2 separate regions of the Mus musculus genome follow, and region 2 is linked to region 1. The links are chromatin loops, found by intact Hi-C in ENCODE. Cell type or tissue: left cerebral cortex. All regions are shown on one strand.

The links. A loop is a pair of places that touch in the nucleus more often than their neighbours do. Peaks named below come from ENCODE experiments on the same cell type or tissue, not always from the same donor. Only the 100,000 strongest peaks of a DNase experiment are listed, where the experiment ranks them.
Region 2: it touches region 1 in a loop (5-fold over the local background); 7 of 42 quality-filtered maps call a loop at or near these places.

The regions. Positions count from the first base shown.
Region 1 is chr14:66,139,669-66,144,668 of GRCm38, reverse strand. Chrna2 (cholinergic receptor, nicotinic, alpha polypeptide 2 (neuronal)) reads right to left here and starts at 3,709. Exons shown (of 7, transcript NM_144803.2): 1 at 3,664-3,709; 2 at 2,383-2,525; 3 at 1,161-1,312; 4 at 704-748. The coding sequence starts at 2,455. In left cerebral cortex, no CTCF peak of the experiment used is centred here; no DNase peak of the experiment used is centred here.
Region 2 is chr14:65,850,170-65,855,169 of GRCm38, reverse strand. It overlaps Ccdc25 (coiled-coil domain containing 25), which reads right to left. Exons shown (of 9, transcript NM_145944.5): 4 at 3,502-3,553; 5 at 993-1,068. Among named protein-coding and RNA genes, the nearest start is that of Ccdc25, 15 kb to the right of the region's middle. In left cerebral cortex, no CTCF peak of the experiment used is centred here; no DNase peak of the experiment used is centred here.

The DNA of each region.
Region 1 (5,000 bases):
TAATGCTGCAGTGCTTTAATACAGTTCCTCGTGCTGTGATGACCCCCGAGCAGAAAGCTATGTCATTGCTATTTCATAACTGTACTTTTGCTACTGTTATGAGAATAATGTAAATATTTTTGGAGATAGAGGTTTGCCAACAGGCTGTGACCCAGAGATTGAAAACTGCTGATGTAAGGGAAGCCATTTTAGACAGTAACACACTAACCACAGCTGGCCAGGTGCCGCCAAGTACCTTAGTCACCATTTGAAGCAGAGAAAGCCATCTGACCACCAGACCACAAATGTGTGATAAATGGGTCATTGCTTTATGCTTGTGAGCTCTGGGGTCATTTGCCAGGTAGCACAGACTCTAAGCCACTCCTAGGAGATGGACCTTGGAGCTGGGCATACCTGGGTACCCCCTTGTCCTATGATGAAGGGAGCCGATTCAGTGAGCTGTCTTGTAAACCTGGGACTATGAGATGCTTGTTCCTAGAAAGGCATCCCTTGGTGCTGTGGGTGAAAAGAACAGTTGAGTAAGAGACTGGCCAAACAAAAGCCAGCCCCCGGAGAGAGCAGCCTGCAGTACCACAGCTGCCTCACCTCTTAGGTGACTACTGATCATGACCCATGAATTTAGCATCTTGCCGATAGATAATGAGGGTCCTAGAAGGGTCTGGAGACTGCACAAGTCTGCCAATTCCTACTATGGAAGACTCACCTGCTTTAGCCAGACATTGGTGGTCATCATTTGATTCTTCTCATCCTGGGGTAGCAGAGATAGAAAGTAAAATAGTTGGGGTATCTGATGAACCATCCCAGAAGACAGAGTGTATAGGAGGCACTTTGAGGATCTACTCATAGGACACTCAAAGCCCAGCCACCCTTCCTGTCACCAGTACTCTGATTCCTCAGGGTCACCCAATCACAGAGGAGGGGAGTTGAACATGTGTTTTAGACAACCTATGCTCTTGGGGGCTCCAAGGAATGGGAACAAAGGGACCATGGCAACACAACAAGGTAGCTGCATGCTGTGTCCAGGGTGGGCTTTGAGGGCTGGTGGGAGAAGGGCTGAGCTGAATCCAAGGAGGACCAAGAGAGAGATCGTGTGGGCTGGGGGCGGGGGGGGGTGGGGTGGGCGCTGATTAAGGGAGTGCAGCATGAAAAGGCAGGCCCACCACATCTATGAGCTGTGCAATGGATAGTCCAAAGCGCACGATGACCACATCGGAAGTGTTGGGCACTGGCCGTGCCCAGCGATTGTAGCCTCCAAAGAGGTGTTTGAACAGGCGGTCCTCGGCATGGGTGTGCGAGCCTTGCTGGGCCAACACTGTGAGATAGGGACAGAAAAGAAAGAGTGAGTCTGCATGAAGTCAAGGAGGTGAGCCTGTGGCTTTCCCTTCACCTCCCATCAAATGGGCAGCACTCCACATCATGTAGCCTCAGTACAGGGGTTACATACATAAGAAGCCCATCACAAACCCCATAGATTAACGCAGATTGGTGCTTAACGCAGCACCAATATGGCACTCTGTTTGCATAATAACGCATCAGGCAAACAGCAAATACTCCTGGTGTCTTCCTGACTTTAAGTCAGGGAGTGAGGGTTGCCCCAGCTGAGCAAAAAAAGCTCAGACCTAGAAACCAGTCTCAGCCAGAACCAAAGAGCCTCAGGTAGTATGGGGCGACGGGGCGGGGTGGAGGGGTGGTGTGATGGGAGATGGCTGAGAGGGGCTTCACCCACTGCTATGAGCCTGGCTGACAGTGAGATCTTTTTTCCTTTTCATCCACTTTTACAACGAGCTACTAATGCCCACGAGAACATCTCCCACGCAGGGTACCACCCTAAGTTCTTAAATCATCAGCTCTGACCAGTTCTCTTCAGCTGTGCAAAGCTCTGCAAAACTGTCTGCTGGGATTGATTATGTCTTTTGCACTGTGTTTTGCATAATAACTTCTCTCCACTCAGGGGCTCTGCTGTCTGAGCAGGCAAAGAACTACCTTATAAAAGACCAGACAAATCTTCAGCTGCCATTGGAATAGAAAGTACAGCCATGACCATAGCTACTGTGTGCATACCCACCTATCTGCCCTAGCCTGTGTGCTACGTGTAAGCTTCCCTCATCCCCACAGTGATCTTGAGTGCTCTATGATGCTGTTTGCATGTTGAGGTCAGGAACTCTGAAGCTTGGGACATTCTAAGGCAACAAAGCTGCTAGTACTAGAGTTGAAACAGCCTTTTATCTTCACCCTGTGGTGCTGGCCATCCAGCCAATGACCTTAAGTGCCCCCTGTACCCTTGAGAATGATATGAGCTGGCCTTCAGGGGAGTCTACTCTATAGCCTGTGGGCACACGATGGTGCGATGAAGTCCTAGTGGTAGTGGTGGTACCCACTCACCTGCTGGCATCAGAAGCAGACACCAGAGATAAAGATGTATCCAGAACTGGAAAGCAGGATGGGAGGGGGCCATGGCTTCAGAGGGTCCTGGTTTCTGTTGGACTACAAGGAGCTGGCTTCTTCAAGGCCCTGTCTCTCTGCAGCTGAATAAACAAGGGAAGACTCTTAGGGCCAAGTGATGTGACATCTAGTGTCTTTGTCTTTCGTATTCCATAACGGTTTAGAAGCGAGAAAATGGCTGTCAATGGGCCTGCCTGGTTTATGGGGCACCTAGGCTGCTCAGCTTCACGGAGGAGATAGACTTCCCCTTTTTTTGAGAGCCATTGGATTGTTAGCCACTTAGCTAACTAGCTAAGACATGACTGACCTTCACAGAGGAAGGTGCTAGCCTCCCTGCCATCGTGGTCTCAACTTTTCATCTATAAAGTGGGGCTAACCACATTGGACAAGGCGTTCAGCAGCAGTATTTGACTACTAGCGACAATGACCCAAAGATGCAGGCAAGCAAATGCCATCAGTGTTGAGCGATGGAGTGACGGACAGCATACCAAAACAATGAAGGCATCAAAAGGAATCAAGTACTAACATGACATTTGCAGTTGCTGGAATGGACTTTAAAAGCTTGCTATGTGAGAGAAGCCAGCCACATACTGAATGAGTCTGTTGACAAGTGACCTCTGGGACTTGCTGGCCACCCAGCCAAACCTACTCATTTGAGCCCTAGTCCCAGTGAGAGACCCTGTCTAAAAAATAAAAACAACACCTGAAGAACATCTGAGGCTGGGGCCTCTGAACATATGTGCACATATGTGCAACTCCACACACATGCACCTGGACACACACACACAGAGTTTAAATATCCAAATGTCCGTGTGCGGTACCCTGTGTATATGGACTAGAGATAGAACACTGGCTCTTAGCACAGACATGTTATTTCCCTTTGACCGTAATGAGAATGTTCTGGATATTCTGAGATGTTTTGGAATGGTGATAGGCACACTGCATTCCTAAAACTCTGAATGCCATTCATAGTTTAATATTGTGTGTTCTTAACAATGGCTTCACAAATATGTGTAAGAAGATGAATTAAACATAGAACTGGCCACATTCATGCAGGAATCGGGAACCATCATTGTTACCAATGGATCTGTGAAGCTGTTTTCCCATCTTCATCCTTTAGTCTATCCTACACTGTCCCAAGTGACCCAGCCGAGAGTCTAGCCCCACCAGCTGCTGCTGTCTCCCCTCCAAACTGTCACTGTCCTGCACTGTGTTCCTTACCCCATCCAGAGTCTGCAAGCGTGACTTTGAGTCCAGGCCATATCATTAACAGCTCTGAGAGTTCAGCTTATCTGTAGGGTAGCTATGACCTACCTCCCAGAACAGGTTCATAGTCCAGTGGAGTCATAGGAGTCTGTATGTGAGCTCCAGAACACTGAGGAGGGGGGCCAGGCACTGGGTTGCTCTGTGGATGTCAGTGCCCTGTGACCCAATGGGAACACATAGTGACTGTCTATGCCAAGTAGAGAAAGAGTGAATGGGGGAACGCCAACATGCTGCAGTGTATGGGACATGTTTACTACCATAACTGATAGCTCCAGGGTGTGTTTGGTGGAAAAGCCTCCTCACCCCTCCCCCTGCTCATGAGATTTCAGTTCAGAGGCTTATTAAAATTTGAGATTTTCGGCCCCTGACCCACAGCCCCACCACCACCACATTCAACCTCTCCACACAGCCAGATCCTGCACACACACACACAGAGAGAGAGCCGTCTCAACTGATATTTTTACAATGGAACTCTTGCTCAGCCTGCTCTCTTATAGAACTCAGGACTATCAGCCCAGGGATGGCACCACCCACAATGGGCCCTCCCACTTGATCACTTCCAGGGAAATTGATTAGAACCAGCTTGTTCTTTTCTTTACATTTTCCCCTGTGTGCCTGCAGTCACCTGTGCTCTCTGGGGGCCTAGATGAGAGGCACTTTTAACTTAAAAAAAAAAACCAAAACCTTTTTATTGGTTCTTTGTGAATTTCACATCATGTACCCAAGTCCCACTCATTTCTCCATCCCTTCATACTTGCCTTCCACCCTTGCAACCTCCCCCCACCACAAAAGGAAAGAAAAAAAATCTTCTGGAAGCTGCACTGTGTCACGGTGTGTCCTGCAGTATACCCTTTGCCCACACTTGTGTGCTTGCATGTGTTCATTGCAATGAGTCATTGGTTTGAGGCCTCTGGCTTCTGCTACATTATCAATACCGGAACCTCCCTGGGACTCCTCTCGGATAACCTGTCGTTGCCTGTGTGATGGAGATCTTGTAGTTTTGGATCTGTCTGACGGGTCCCTTGGCAGGCTCTAGTGGTTCATGGATGGGGTAGATGTTGGGGTGGGCCAAGTCAAAGCCCTGATCTGGGCCTGAGAGGTATCTGAGCTGGCCAGCCTGCCTGCTCTCCCTCACCACACACCAGGCTTTCTATTCCTGCCCCGGGCTAGGTCATCCAATGCCACCACCAACAAGGAGCAAAGCCAGCTCTCCTGCTCTTGTGACCTCAGGGCGACTCACCTGCAATACCCACAACCAGGCACAGCTCTACTTTGCTGCCCAGGTGCAGGTA
Region 2 (5,000 bases), 290 kb after region 1:
CCCAGACCACCCAGGTCAGTGGGGAAGGAGGACAAGAGTCAAATGACTCAAAACCTTCACAAATTAAATGAAGGAAAAGCATGGGAGAGAAGGAGAAAAGAAAAAGCGTGATTTAAAGACTCTGGCTCTAAGCCGGGCGTGGTGACGCACGCCTTTAATCCCAGCACTCGGGAGGCAGAGGCAGGCGGATTTCTGAGTTCGAAACCAGCCTGGTCTACAAAGTAAGCTCCAGGACAGCCAGGGCTATACAGAGAAACCCCGTCTCGAAAAACCAAAAAAAAAAAAAAAAAAAAAAAAAACAAAGACTCTGGCTCTAAACCTGAAATAGTTAAACATACCTATACTTCCAGGACCCAGGAAGCTGAAATAGGAGAATTGTGAGTTGCCAGCCTGGGCCACACAGTGAGTTCCATGCTAGCCCGGGCTACATATCAAGATTCCAGTTCAAAATATCCAAACAAGGGGCTGGGGAGATGGCTCAGCAGTTAATAACACTGGATGCTCTTCTAGAGGATCTGGGTTCAATTTCCTAACAACCACATTGTAGCTCACAATTGTCTGTAACCCCAGTTCCAGGGAATCTGACAACTTCTTCTGGGTTCAAAGTGCATCAGACATACACATAGCACAGAGACATACATGCAAATAAAACACATACACATATAAATATATTTAAAACAAAAAACCAACAAAACACTGAACCAAACCCCTCTAGTTTTACAGTCTGTTGACAGCTGATGGCAGCAGACACATCTCCTTAGCTATCAACACTGCCATGTTGCCAAAAGTCTTAGGCAGAGCTGGATGACTTCCTACTCAAGGAAAGGGAAAGTCAAGTGTCAAGACAGAAAGGACAGTAAAACTAAGAGGTGTGGGATATGAGCATCTAGTTCTCTGACAAGCCTCCTCCTCCTCCTGCTCTCCCCAGACTCATGCTCACTAAAATGGACTATGATCCAAACATAGAAAAAGGGAATGCTAGGCCAACTGACCTTGAATGCTATTGGCCTTCACAAGGTGGGCACAGTCCATCAAAACCTCCTTTGGAATGTCTTCTATCTTCTCTCCCTGCAACACAAAATAAACCAAATAATCCTCTTGGTTACTGATGGCCACTGGAGCACTCGCAAGGCATGTGCTGCCTTACCGGCTGGACACGGGCTTACAGACAAGCAGGGGCTCTCCGGGTGGACTGCAGAGCACTGAAAGATGAGGGACATTTACCCACCACAGAATGGTACCTGAACTAGGAGAAGGCATTAGCAGAAAACTATACTCAACACATTTTAAAAACCATGTTGAAGATATTAACTGCAGTTGTGTCTCAGTGGTTTCTGCCATCCTCATTCATTTCCGGAAAGCTTGGGGGGGGGGGGCACGGTGTCCATTCTGAGATCTAGACACCTTCCTGGCTGAGGTCCCTGTAACCTTCCTTTGAAACAGATAATGGCCTGGAGCTCTGAATCCCAAATATCTCCCCAGCCGTCTACCTCCCAGCCAAAATCCGGGTGAAGTTCTTGTGTTCTTCATCTGTTGTGCTGCTCCCATGGGAAGATAAAGTAGCCAGTGGAGGCTGCAGCAAAGCAGCAATGGATGGGCGAGCTCACACAAGTGAGCCTAGGAACTCAGGTTTGCTTTGAGTCACTTTACACCAGTGAGCCAAAAACACTCCCAAATGTCATGGCTTTTCTATCCAAAATGGCCGTGTAGCAGTGAACACTGCCGGAGAGTCTGCATCGTCACGCTTCGTGTTGGATTCAAACCACAATGAAGGCACACAGTGCCTGCCAGATGCCACTCTGCAAAGCTTCAGCATGTGCCAGGTCCTAACCTTCACAATGACTCAATAAAGGAAGAGTTGGTCCCTTCTACACAGGAGGAAGTAGGCAGTTATGTGCTACAGAGTCAGGATTTCAGGCTGTTCTACAAAGCAAGTTCCAAACCAGCCACAGTGACAAAAAAAAAAAAAAGAAAAAGCCAAAGTCAGGTGTGGTGGTGCATGCCTGCCTACAGTCCCATCTACTCAGAAACTGAGGTAGAAAGGGCTTTTGAACCCAAGAGTTCAGGATCAGCATGGCCAACAGTGATACTTTCTTTCAAAACAAATAAGCATTTCTAAATAAGGGTTTATAATGCTGAAAAATTGCATACAATCTAATCCTGACAAAGTAGCTTTCCTACTAACTGTGCCACTATTATCAGCTCACTACAGGCAATCAAAATAACAAACAAGAAAACAACATAATATCCAGTTTACAAACCACGACCCTAAAAAGTAATCTGACCAACCTGGGCTACTGTGGCTGTCGGTATCCCAAGGTTAAACAGTGTAAATGCACCCCAGATGTACAGACAGAATAGAAATGACAGCTTGAGCTGAACTTTCAGTAACAATGTTTTGGATGGAAATCACAAGGCAAAAGATCAAAAAATCGTTACACCACTGTCCTTGGGTTCTCAGCTGCTTAAAGCCTGAGCTGCAGTATCACAACCTGGCAACTGCGGGTTTCTGAAACTCACAGTGGTCCCAAATTAATTTATAACCAAACCCTTCTGGCATCACTTCCCATGTTGCCCAGTGACTTCACTGCAGCCTCCATTCTGAACACACAACAGGTGCGACCCACCATACAACTTGAGGGCAAGGAACGCTGCCAGAGGCTGCAGCTCAGATTTAAGAGATCTCATGTTATAAGTTACTGTCATGTGTGCTTGTAATCCCAGCATTCCGAAGGGGGATCACAAGTTCAAGGCCAGCCTGCTCTACTTAGCAGGTTCCTGACCAGGTCTTCACAGCAAAACTTTATTAAAAACTTTTTTGGACTGGGCATGGCGGCACATGCTTTTCAATCTAGCACTCAGGAGGTAGAGACATTAATGGGAAAACTGCTCAAATCAACTCCAGAACTTAGTTGGCCTGCTGTTTGAGATCCCCGCCATGTAATGTGAGATGCTAGCAGCAGCAGGGAAGTCATTTGACCTTTGTAACGTTCTAAAACCCTGTAAGTCCAAAGTACATATTTTTTAAAACATAATACATACTATGTAGTTTAACTATTGAAAATACAGATACAAGCAAGTTAGAAAGAAATAGTGGTGCTGCGTTCCCAGGGCACATGAACTCTTCGTTCCTGCATCGCCACCGTGTTTTAGACTGTCCAAAGACACTCTGATAAGGGGAACAAGTGCCCTCGTGAGCCAGGTGAACTGAGTGTGTCGGAGAAGCAGCCACTAGAAATAGACGTCAGCATCAGATGAACTGAGGGGGACACAAGCAGAGGGGATAGGTAATGCACCGAGCTGGCTAGACAAGGCAGGGCTTCCACCTGGGAAATCATCCAGAATTTTCCATAACAATTTCTAGATAGGAGGAAGACATTTACTAACTAATCTTTATGACTTTGAACACATTTATTATTTAAGCAACTTAATCACACAAAAAGAATATATGATGTTCATCTATAAAGGGAAGGTCATGAACTCACGCTTACATTCAGTTACCTTTTGTAATCGTAGGTACACATGGGCCGAAGAGAGTTTGTCCACGTGAAACCTACAAAGAAGGAAACCACTTTTAGCAACAACAAGACAACCATGTCTTCAGCCACTTGCACTGAAAGCATCTCATTCCAAGACAGTATTCTCGGGGACTTATCACACGTGAAGCTCTATGGAGAGTATCAGACAGTCACCATCGCCAAAGGCTGCCCAGCAACCTGGAGAGGCAAGACAAACTTGAGAGCTGTGTAGCTGTGCCTGGCTATGAGCCAAGGTGAGTCAGATAATAACTATGAAACATCCTGGGTAGACTGCAGCTTCAAGCAACAAGAAGAGCTATCAGTGACCAAAGGCTTTGTGGAAGAGCTGAGATTTGGCTGACCCGACCAAAGCACAGGCCAAGAAGGAAAACAGGGCGAGAATTTCAGATGAGAAAGGATGGAAGACGTCAGTGAAAGCCCACTGTGTTGCCCACCTGGGAGCTTTGCAGGACTGCAGTCTGGAGAAGAGGACAACATGGTTTCTGATACCTCCAGGTTTCAAGTGATGGCAGAACAATCAAGACCAAGTATCGAGTGCAGAATCAGAAAAGTTAGCTCACTAAACAGGCTACATCATTAAATGAACCAGATGAAGCAGACTAAGAATTCTTCCAACCTCACACCCTGCCACACACACACTGATGATGATATCAACACACATCCCTGGATGAACATAGTCTCTATGGTACTGAAACTGTCTGGAAATCATTTGGAATGCCCCACAGCACACCCCACCCCCTTTTCCCTTGAAGTAGGGCCTCATTACAAAGTCCTGGTTCTTGCTATGTAGACTGAACTAACTTTGAATCCACAGAGAACCTCCTGCCTCTGCCTCCTAATGCTTTAATTAAATTCTTAAATTCACTTTTCTTTAGAGTTTGTACTGATTAGTTTTATGTCAATTTGACACAAGCTATGGTCATCAGAAGTTCAATTGAGAAAATGCCTCCAAAAGATGGCACTGTAGGCAGTAAGCCTGTAGGGCATTTTCTTAACTAGTGATTGATGTGGGAGGGCCCAGCTCATTGTGGGTTTGGCCACCTCTGGGCTGGTAGTCTTGGGTTCTATAAGAAAGCAGGCTGAGGAAGCCAGTAAGCGCACTCCTCCATGTCCTCTGCATCAGCTCCTGCCTCCAGGTTCCTGTCCTCACTGCTTTTGATGGTGAATGTTATACTGAACTGTAACTGAAAGAAACTCTTCCCCAAGCTGCTTTTGGTCATAGAGTTTTATTGCAGCAATTATAACCCTAACTAAGATGGGGTTCTTATCGTACATCAATTTAATGCAATCTTTTAAAACTGATGTGACATTTTTCATTCATATAATTAGCTAAATAAAGCTGATTCACTTTGCAGCACAGAGATGGGTCTAGAATTTAAGCATCAACAATGACCAAGGCTATGCACAACTGACAGACACTGCGACCCTGTTAACTTTAGTGGGTACTGTTCCTAACAAGGT